Linked DNA regions of Homo sapiens: region 2 is linked to region 1. Evidence: chromatin loops called from intact Hi-C (ENCODE). Cell type or tissue: sigmoid colon. All regions are shown on one strand.

Region 1 (5,000 bases):
AAATGATTAAGTAATACTGTCTATAAATGTGATGGAATACTAAATTTGAAAATATCAATAGCAATATAAAATCAGTGATCTTCAAATTAAAAACAATACAAAATATATTTAATTCCAAGTAAGTAAAATTATGTGCATATATGGACAAATGTATGAAGAATATGGAATAGCAAAAACAGTGGATTCTGGGTAATTTTTCTTTCATTTCTTCCTTTTCATTGTTTACTGTTATAATATTATTTGTGCAATAAATTAAAAGATAGCAAAGGCTCCCTCTGGGGTTCTTACAATGATGGCTATTTCTGGGTCATGTGGTTTGACAGCCAAACGTGGGGGCTGTCTGTTTTTCATCCTGTGCCCAACAATGCTGCACCTTTGATGGGTTAGGCATAAGCCAGTATTTCTGAGCTAAAAAGAAATTTGATCATCAGTGGGAAACCAGGGCTGGCTCTGCCTCCTTGCTTCTGCTGCACTTTAGTATTTTCAACATTCTCAGCTACCCCCTGAAGCATCTGAGAAGAAGAAAACAACTCAAGAAGCCTAAACTCAAAGTAAAGAAAAGAGAAGACTGGCTGGGTATGGGGCTGACACCTGCAGTCTCAGTACTTTGGAAAGCTGAGGCGAGAGGATCGCTTGAGGCCAGGAGTTTGAGACTATCCTGGGCAACATAACAAGACCGCTACCTGTTCAAAAGAGAAAGAAAGAAGACTAAGAACAAGTCAAAGGGGAAAGTCTCAGGAAGAAAGGAGAAAAACAGCACAGAGAAAATGGCTGAAAACAAGAAGGAAGTGGGAGTAAAAGCCCTGCAGAAAAGGCTTTCCCATCTTCTCCACTGCAGGAAACAGGTGTTCCACCTTTGGGTTGAAGCAGCGGCTGGAAGCCTGGCCCCGGGCCAGGCTTGTGGGGCGGCTGAGGGGCCAGACTTACACCATGAAGATGCAGACAGCAAGACAGTGGAGGACGGACAGACACAGGCCCAGGAGCCCGAGGGAGGAAGGTGCAGAGACTCTGCCAGAGCACGACTACGCACAGGCGGGGCCCGTGGAGGAAAGCTGCATATAAGCAAGCAGCTTAATTACTTGAAAACCTTCCACGGCAGAGGGGCAGAGAAAGGGAATGATGAATGACTTGAGGACAGACACTGTGTCCGCAGCCTCCTTGATTTCTCTGTGGCATCTTACGGTCCCCTGCACACAGCGAGTCCTCAGGAAACACTGCGGGATGTGGCGCCGCAAATGCTACTTTGCACAGCTTCCCAGGGGCCGCCCCCATTACTGTCCCTGCCGAAAGCTCTGTAAAGTCCCCAACGGGAAGCTGGTTCTCGTGTAAAGTACGGCACGGCATCAAGTAAAGTGATAACATGTAATAACTTCAGCTCACGTTGGTGAAGGCAGGCAGCATGGAATAGTGAAAATAATACGGGATTTGGGATCAGAAGATCCGGGCTCCTGTTTGGCTCTGCCATAAATGAAGCTGTCCACCCCAGACGGCCGCACGCGGAGCATCTGGTACCTCATCAGTAACACAGTGATGTTTTATGCACTACGTCTGCTTTGACAAGTCCTGGGTTATTAGTAAGAGCAAATGTGACACCATAAGGGAGAATACTCTGTGGATTGTGAAATATGATACAATTCATACTCAACAGCTTACATGACATTGCGGCTTCCACTTCCAAAGCACTCTCCCGTGCAGCTCCCGCGCCGTCTGTGTCACACCGGAGCGTGAGCATCATCATCACACGGGCGCTGTCGAGAACCGAGAACTCAAGGCGGGTGGAGACGGGACCAGCTTGACATCCAGACTCCCAGAGTCCCCGCTTTCTCAGGATGTCACAGCGCCCTCGAGTCACACCAACAGGAGAGGAGCCTTTTAAAAACTTGAGGTGTTTCTAGTGAACACAATGATCAGTGCTTCTTTCAACGAAGAAATAGAAAAACAGGGAGTGATGGTTTACATTAAAGCCTGACTCAGCCTCGTCCTTTCTGACAGCCCGAGAAGAGGGCCTTTGTCAGGATTCAGCACCATAGCCCCCAGGGCAGGCCGCATAGCCCTGCGTGTCCACCGGGAGCTGTCTGGAGGGAATCAGAAGCGGTCGACGTCTGAGGGAGCTCTGATGCACAACAGAACACACTGAACACACCCAGGCACCAAGCGTTCCTCTTCCAGAAAGAACAGTTTGCTGGCAGCGCCACAGTGACTACACGTCCCCAGCAAGGCTACCCATCAGTCCCACCAGCCTGCCCAAGCGCCTGCCTGGAGGAGGGCCTGGTGCCAGAGGAAGCAAATCCAAATAACATCTAGGAGCCAGCCAGCTCAGAACAAGGCTGCGGGGCTGCCTTGTAAACAAACAGACCAGCCAGCCACTGGTTAACGGTTCCAACCAAGTCCTCGGTGTAAAAAATGCCCCCAGTGGCCTGCCTTGGAGCAAAGCACAGGCACAAATCAAAATAAAGGAAGGGCCTTTCCAACAAACTTTAAGTCCAACAATTGGCAAGGGAGTGAGAAAGAAGAAGAAAAACTGACCTATAAAAAGCAGAGACATTTTAAACGACTGTCTTCCCAGGCACCCCTAGAATATACTGCTTCAACAACCAACGTGGATATTAAAACCCACTGCCAGAGGCGCTATTTACCAGAGTGTGATGTAGCTGCAACTGCAGAGTCTCTGTGCGAACAGAGAAGTCCCCACTAGCTGTGTCTCTACCACAGTCCCTCGGGGCTTTGGTGACAAACTGCAGGTGAAGGGACAACATCCAGGGACATCAACAGCGCCTGCCCACCTGTCCCAAGAGTGGTGGTGCCGCTCCCGGGCAGCCCTGTGTCACTGGCTCAGCCAAACACACTGCTTTCTCCAGTGGGAGAGACCCAGGAACAACTCTGTGCCTCCCAATAGCCCAGTGCCAGCGCATGCCACCTGCAGACACACGGCTCTTTGAGAAAATCTCATTTTAAAAGCCCTGCATGCATGAAGCCACTTAAGTGGTGAGAAGGAGGAGGCAGAAGGTAATGAAGAGAAGAGCGCTCAGGTCAGAAAACCCCGGTTCAAATCGTAGCCCTGGCTCTGCCCCTGTACAGCCCCAGGCGAGTTCACACCTTGATGTCCGGCTGCCACCACTTACCTTTCACTTACACGATGAGGATAATGGAACTATAAAACAGGAATTACTGAGATTAAAAGAAACAAAAAGTCTTAATATGTACCTGGTACATAATGAAAATTAAATACACATTAGTCTGTTCCTTAAGAAGATTTTTGCTTACAAACTCAATAATGACCTCACAGTGCTAGAGCTGGTGCTTTAGTGAATGAAACAAGGTCCAAGCCATTGGATGAGCCGTGTGGCTGGTGAAGCTGCCGCAGGAGAATGGGGGCAGCTGCCCCTCATCAGGGAGGCACTGAAGACCAGACAAGGGCGGGGAGGGTAGGGGTGGGGGACCAGGCATGTGGGGGGGAGGGGAAGGGGAACAGGGCATGTGGAGGGAGAGGAAGGGGGTCCAGGCATGTGGAGGGAGAGGAAGGGGGTCCAGGCATGTGGGGGGAGAGACAGGGGGAACCAGTCATGTTGGGGACAGCACTGGTGGTCCCTGCTGGACTGGGGTCAACCCAGCACCATTTGGGTCAAGTGACAGGGAGGTCTAAGGGCTGCCCAAAACATCGAGGTCTTCTGAAAAATTGCTAGTATTGAGTTTTTGGATGTGATATTAAGGAAGACAATCCAAGACAAAGATGTACATTTATTTTTTAAAAGCAGCCAAACAGTGGCAGATTAAGGCAGGTGAACAGATTTCGACTCTGGCCTGTGTGGTCCAGGCACTCATTCACTACCCTGATACCCGAGGTGCCTCCTCACCTCTATGTGCAGAAATTAGTGTCAGGCCTGTAATCCCAGCACTTTGGGAGGCTGCAGTTGGAGGACTGCTTGAGGCCAGAAGTTAAAGACCAGCCTGGCCAATATAACAAGACCCCATTTCTACAAAAAATGTGAAAAATTAGCCAGGCATGGTGGTGTGCACCTATAGACCCAGTTACCAGGGAGGCTGAGGTGGGAGGATCACTTGAGCCTAGGAGGTCGAGGCTGCAGTGAGCTGTGACTGCCTCGCTACGCACCAGCTGGGGTGCCCGAGCGAGAAGACGGGCACGTCAGATCCAGCAGCAACAGCTTCCCCCATATCGGGGGCGAGGCCTGGAGCTGGGCATGGCGGTGGCTGGCTGAGGGACACGAGGGTTCAGAAATCCTGGGAGATGCCAGCTGGCCTCCACCCACCCCCACCCCACCCAAGTCTGAATGGAGGCAGCAGGGTTTCCTGTGTCATTCCTAAGGCCTCTCAGGTGATACCTTCCTTCCATTACACAGAAAAACAAGAAACACAAACAACCAGGGTAAACACCTGGGGCTGGGAAGGAGAGGGGGCGTTCTAGGTTGAGGAGACCTGATTACAATATTGAGGGCTGGACAGGAAGGGCAGAAAGGCTTGGGAGGTACCCCCTTCCGTCCTGAAGCTTAACTGCACCTGGAGAGAAAGAACTAGGCAATGAGGCCCAGGAGGGCCAGCGGGCGGCGGGAGTGCCCTCTTGCTGGGGTGGACCTTTTGTTTCAGGCATGAGAGGTTTATGCAGGTGTATATGACGAGGAAAGCGCTGGCAGAGGGAGAGCGTGAGGAAGGAGGGATTATCTCAGAGGGGTCAGGATAGTGATCGCTGGATGAGCTGCAGTTTCTCACAGGCAGAAGTACGTCAAGAGGAGGGCCAAGAACACAGCCGTGGGAGAACATACGTCCAAGTGCAGGAAGAGAGGCTGGCCAGAGAGTGGGAGCTTCAGAGAGGCAGCCGCAGACCCCAGGGCAGGGAAGGAGGTGCTGAAGGGGGTGTCCCTTGCTTCAGCTCTGCAGCGGACTCTTCAGGGGCAAGGATTAGGGACAGGCCAGTGAGGCTGACGGCTCAGAAGGCAGCGATCACCTCGATGGTTCCGGGAGAGCTGCTGGAATGGCAGGAAGGC
Region 2 (5,000 bases), 110 kb after region 1:
CGTAATTTATTTTGGCAAACCAACTTTGGAGAAGAATAATATTTTAGATAATATCAAGGAGAAAGAGTAGATAATAAACATAATTTATTTTGGCAAACCAACTTTGGAGAAGAGTAATATTTTAGGTAATATCAAATGGCAAGATTTTTACTATTTCATATTGAAAGGCATCGAAAGTATAGCTCTTTGAGGGACAGTCACTAAAAATAAAACGTTTGTCCTCCCTGCTCAGCCCACAAGTCCCAGTCAAGGCATGGTAAACATTTCACAACAGACGCAGGATACACGGGCACAGGCAGATGGGAGGGAGAGATACTCAGTGGCCTCCAGGGTTACGAGACAAACAAGACTTCCTTCATCTTTCCGACGAAGATCTTCCAAGAGTTCTTCATACTTTATATCATTTCTAAAGAAAAATTTTTGGGGGGCCGGGCGCGGTGGCTCACGCCTGTAATCCCAGCTGTGGGAGGCCAAAGTGGGCGGATCACGAGGTCAGGAGATCGAGACCATCCTGGCTAACACGGTGAAACCCCATCTCTACTAAAAATACAAAAAAATTAGCCGGGCATGGTGGCGGGCGCCTGTAGTCCCAGCTACTCGGGAGGCTGAGGTAGGAGAATGGCGTGAACCTGGGAGGCGGAGGTTGCAGTGAGCCGAGATCACGCCACTGCACTCCAGCCTGGGTGACAGAACGAGACTCTGTCAGGAAAGGAAAGGGGAAAGGAAAAGGAAAGGAAAGGACATGGAAAGGAAAGGAAAGGACATGGAAAGGAAAGGAAAGGAAAGGAAAGGAAAGGAAAGGAAAGGAAAGGAAAGGAAAGGAAAGGAAAGGAAAGGAAAGGAAAGGAAAGGAAAGGAAAGGAAAGGAAAGGAAAGGAAAGGAAAGGAAAGGAAAGGAAAGGAAAGGAAAGGAAAGGAAAGGAAAGGAAAGGAAAGGGAAAAGAAAAGAAAAAAATTTTCTCAAGAAGAAAACAAGCAGTGTGGTTAGGATGCACGCCGGTAATGAGGGGCTCCCATGCCTCCCTCCCTCCTCGCCAGGAAACTCAGGTCTTTGATGTGTAACAACCGGCAAACCACCTAATTAGGATAATGGAGAGGAAGCCCAGTAAAAACCAGAGACAGCAGGTGGGAGGAGCCACCGCACCCTCGGTTGACAACAGCAAAAACAGGTAAAGTCCTTGCCCAAAGATCTCAGTGATATCCTTTCAAATATTTTAATTGACAGATTAAAAAGAGGGAAGAAAGGAGGGAGAAAGGGGTGGGGAGAATACAGAGGACAGAAGCAGGAGAAAAAGGTCTCTGCAGCTCAGGGAGAAAAAAGCCAAAACATTTTTGTTCCTTTTGAGGAGTAATGCAGATTAAAACTATAACAACATAAATTATGTTTATATAAACATAAAATTTAGAAAAGTATATTTCACTTTGTAAGAAAAAATCCAACTCCTTCTGAAGCAAATAAACACTATAAATTTATCTCAGGCACTTTAGAGTTAACAACTCACATTGTAATAAACGGCCCATCTCCTAATCAAGCAAACTCCCAACAGCCATGATTCCTTTGGAGACTCAGACTCCCTTCGTCTTCACATCCCTTCATTAACCAACACTTCCCAAGCCTGCCAAGGTCAAGGATTCTGAGTGCTACTAAGTGCTTCTTAGGAGACCAGCAGGGACGGAGGAGGAGGTGGAAAGAGAGGCAGGAGGAGAAAAGGGGGAAGAGTGGGGTGAGGAAGAGAAGAAGGAAAGGAGGGAAGAGCAAGCACTGAAAGGGGAAGGAGGAGAAGGAGAAGGGGGCAGGCGCAGGGAGCGAGGCTGCAGGATGGTAGGCCATCGAGGAGGAGAGGGTGAAGCAGCAGCAACTTCAGTGGGAGGGGGAACACCCTAGCACATGAAGCAGAGAATCAATACTGAGTGTAAGAATTATTTTCTCAGGATTGCTTCTGTTACTTAGGGAAAAAAATAAACACAGCTAAATGCATTTGTGCTGGGCATTAAAGAAGAAATCGTATTTTTAATCATTAAGAAAGAATAGGAAGCCTCACAGCACATTTCAGGAGTCTGGAAGCCCAGCCCCCATGAGAAGGCAGACCTTCCAGGCAACAGGGCGCTCCACAGCCAAGATGGTTTGCACGTAAGAGCCCTCTGCGCTAAGTCATAAACACTCCACCACCCAAGTCCCTCCCAGACGCAGCCCTGGAGGAGGCCTGCATTTTGCTCCAACAGAAGTGAGTGACTCCTCCAAGGTTTCTGTCTCAGCCACCACAGGGTCAAGAGCAAATGCCCACGCGGCTGTCACGGGGAAGATGCAGAGCAGTGGGAGCCTGAGGACCCAGATCCTTGTGAGATGAGCCTCAGAACAAACACCCAGCGGAGGATGCTTCCGTGCCAAAGCAGGGCAGGCCAGCCCATCTTGTGCACACACCTGCTTGCACACACGCACACGCACAGAACCAGTCTCAAGCAGAGGAAGGCACAAGGCCCAATCAGGACAGGGTGAGCTCAGGAAGACAGAGGGGACTGTGACTGGGGAGGGGCTCAGAGGGGGTTTCAAAGGCTATGTCACCTTCCATTTCTTAAGCCCAGTAATGTGTAAAAGCAATTCATTCTATTATTTTCCACACGGTAAATAGATCCACGTGCACACTCCATAATAAGCACAAACATAAGCACAGGCTGCCTTCACTCCCTGCCATTCAGGAATGTGGACTGTTTGAGGGGAAATAATGTCAATATCTCACCTAATAATTCATTCAAAGACAACCAAATACCTCCCAGCTCACTGATGCCTACGCTTCCATGTCTCCAGAGTGCTGGAGGAAACTGTAAATAAAGATTCCTCTGCAGATTGCCTGGCTTTGCAAAGAAAGAGATGATTTTTGTCATTTTTGTCAATTTAGAGTGGCTTGCAAAATGTAACTGGAAACATACAACCACCCAATGACCTGCAATCCCATACACTCAAGAGAAATAAAAATATATGGTCCACACAAGACTTGCACCCCAACACTCATGGCAGCTTTATCCCTAAAAGCCAGTCACTGGAAACAGGTGCAGCGTGAACCTGTGGGAGAGGGAGGGTGGATGCACCCTGCGTGGATGTGCAGGCTCCGGGACACCCAGCAATGAGCTGCCGCCCGGACGAGTCTCAGAAGCCTCACCCTGAGTGAACGAGGCCAAACGCAAGAGCAAAAGAATACATCACATGTGGTCACTGTAGAAAAAGGTAAAAAATAAGTGAGGCCACCTGGGCAAGATTATGACAGGGAGAAAAGGCTGGCAAGGCTGATTCCACCTCCCTCCTAACCTCACAGGCGGCTGCCCTCACCCATTCCCGGATGCAGGCACAGCTAACCATGGGAGGAATTTAGTTTGCAGTTGAACTTTAAAGCAAGGATGATAACAGTCCCTCCCTAAAACTGGTCCCCTCCTGGTTCAGGGACTGAAACCACCTTTGTAAGACTATGAAAGGCCATGAGATTAGGATTATGTGAGGGGCCTGAATTCTGCTAAGATGTAGATGTCACTAATGATACCCAGCCATCATCCCTAGCTTGCCTTTCTATAATTCCTTGCTGCTCGGGAGTCGTGGCCAGGTTATAAAATTTGCGACTTCCCCAATTGCTCCTGTAGAAAACAACACATTACAAAACCTAAGACTGGAGATGTTTTTCAGAGTTTTGCGTTCTGGCAACCAACTGACCCCACCTGGACCCATCCTGTGGCCCCACCCAGAGGCAGACTCAGTGCAGAAGACCATTTTCCCCACCCCATGACTTCACCCCCCAACCAATCAGCAGCACCCACTCCCTAGCCCCGCCCACCAAATTATCCATAAAAACCCTAGTCTCTGAGTTCTCAGAGGGGCTGATTTGAGTAATAATAAAACTCCCGTCCTTCCACCTGCAAGGCTTTGAGTTAAATTCTTTCTTTACTACAATATTGCAGCCTCCGTGAATTGGTTTTGTCTGTGCAGCAGACAAGACGAACTCATCGGGGCGTTCAGTTCCATGGGCAAAACTAGCCTCTGGTGATAGGAGGCAGAAGGCGGCTGGCCTCGGCCAGGAGAAACTGACTGGAAAGGGGGCTGAGGGAGCTTTCTGGGGAGTGGAAATGATCTCCATCTTGCTTTGAGTGTGATTAAGCAGGAGGATACAACTGTCAAAACTCATCAGACTAAACACTCAAGATCTACGCATTTTACTACACATAAATAGCATCTAAAAATCGCCTGGAAAAAAGTTTTTAGAAAGGCATATGAAAAACGGGTGTTCTAAGCTTTAAGAGATTTAAAGAGACATGAAATATACAAAATGGAAAATAGAATGGCCCTTTCTGTACACCTCTAAATCTGTTGTTTTGACTGAATTACCGAGGCCCTGGTGTGCAGCGCAGTGAATCTCGAGCGGTGCAGGGTCCAAATGCCACGAGACTCGCGGCAACTCCGTTCATCACAGCCACTGTCTTGGAACCACTGGATGGATAAAAACCCATACTGGGAGAACCAGGAGGCAATAAAGAGCAACTCTCTCATGCGCCATCCTAAGAACCCACTAAGAAAGGGGGCGGGGGGTGGTGGGGGATCCCTTTCCCAGCAGCAACAGAAGCTCTAAGAAGAAACTTAACAAGATGTGCATAGGAGCGCCGGGGAGAGACTCTCCGACCTTATCGGCGGACATAAAAAGCAGAGCAGAACAGCCCAAGAAGCGTGCCACTGCCACGGGTGCAAAACACCAGGTCTCCCCAACTCATCTACAAGCTCATATCACCCCCATCAACGGCTCAACACCGTGGTGGAGAAGGGTTGTTAGTTGAGGCCTGCTAGGAGCAAGGAGAGTGAGTCCTGGGGCTCCCGCGCGACTCCTCTGCTGAGACCTAGAGAGCTGGCCTGGCGTCAGCGGCCTCCACCTCTGCCTCTCCGGCTCCGACTCTGCAATAGTGAACTGCATCTGCTCCTCACAGCCACCCGCCTTGTGCTGAGACTTGGAATTTTTCTCCTCCTC

What was found. Peaks named below come from ENCODE experiments on the same cell type or tissue, not always from the same donor. Only the 100,000 strongest peaks of a DNase experiment are listed, where the experiment ranks them.
Region 2: a loop joins it to region 1, with 2.3 times the contacts of the local background. A loop is called at or near these places in 8 of 110 quality-filtered maps.

Annotation. Positions count from the first base shown.
Region 1 is chr17:80,770,980-80,775,979 of GRCh38, reverse strand. All of the region lies in intron 6 of RPTOR (regulatory associated protein of MTOR complex 1), which reads right to left. Among named protein-coding and RNA genes, the nearest start is that of CHMP6, 220 kb to the left of the region's middle. RefSeq lists an enhancer at 763-832. In sigmoid colon, no CTCF peak of the experiment used is centred here; DNase peaks (open chromatin) are centred at 1,179, 1,749, 2,239, 2,649 and 1 weaker place; H3K27ac peaks cover 434 bases.
Region 2 is chr17:80,661,269-80,666,268 of GRCh38, reverse strand. All of the region lies in intron 3 of RPTOR (regulatory associated protein of MTOR complex 1), which reads right to left. Among named protein-coding and RNA genes, the nearest start is that of RPTOR, 120 kb to the right of the region's middle. RefSeq lists enhancers at 4,362-4,862, 4,863-5,000. In sigmoid colon, no CTCF peak of the experiment used is centred here; a DNase peak (open chromatin) is centred at 2,168; H3K27ac peaks cover 1,271 bases.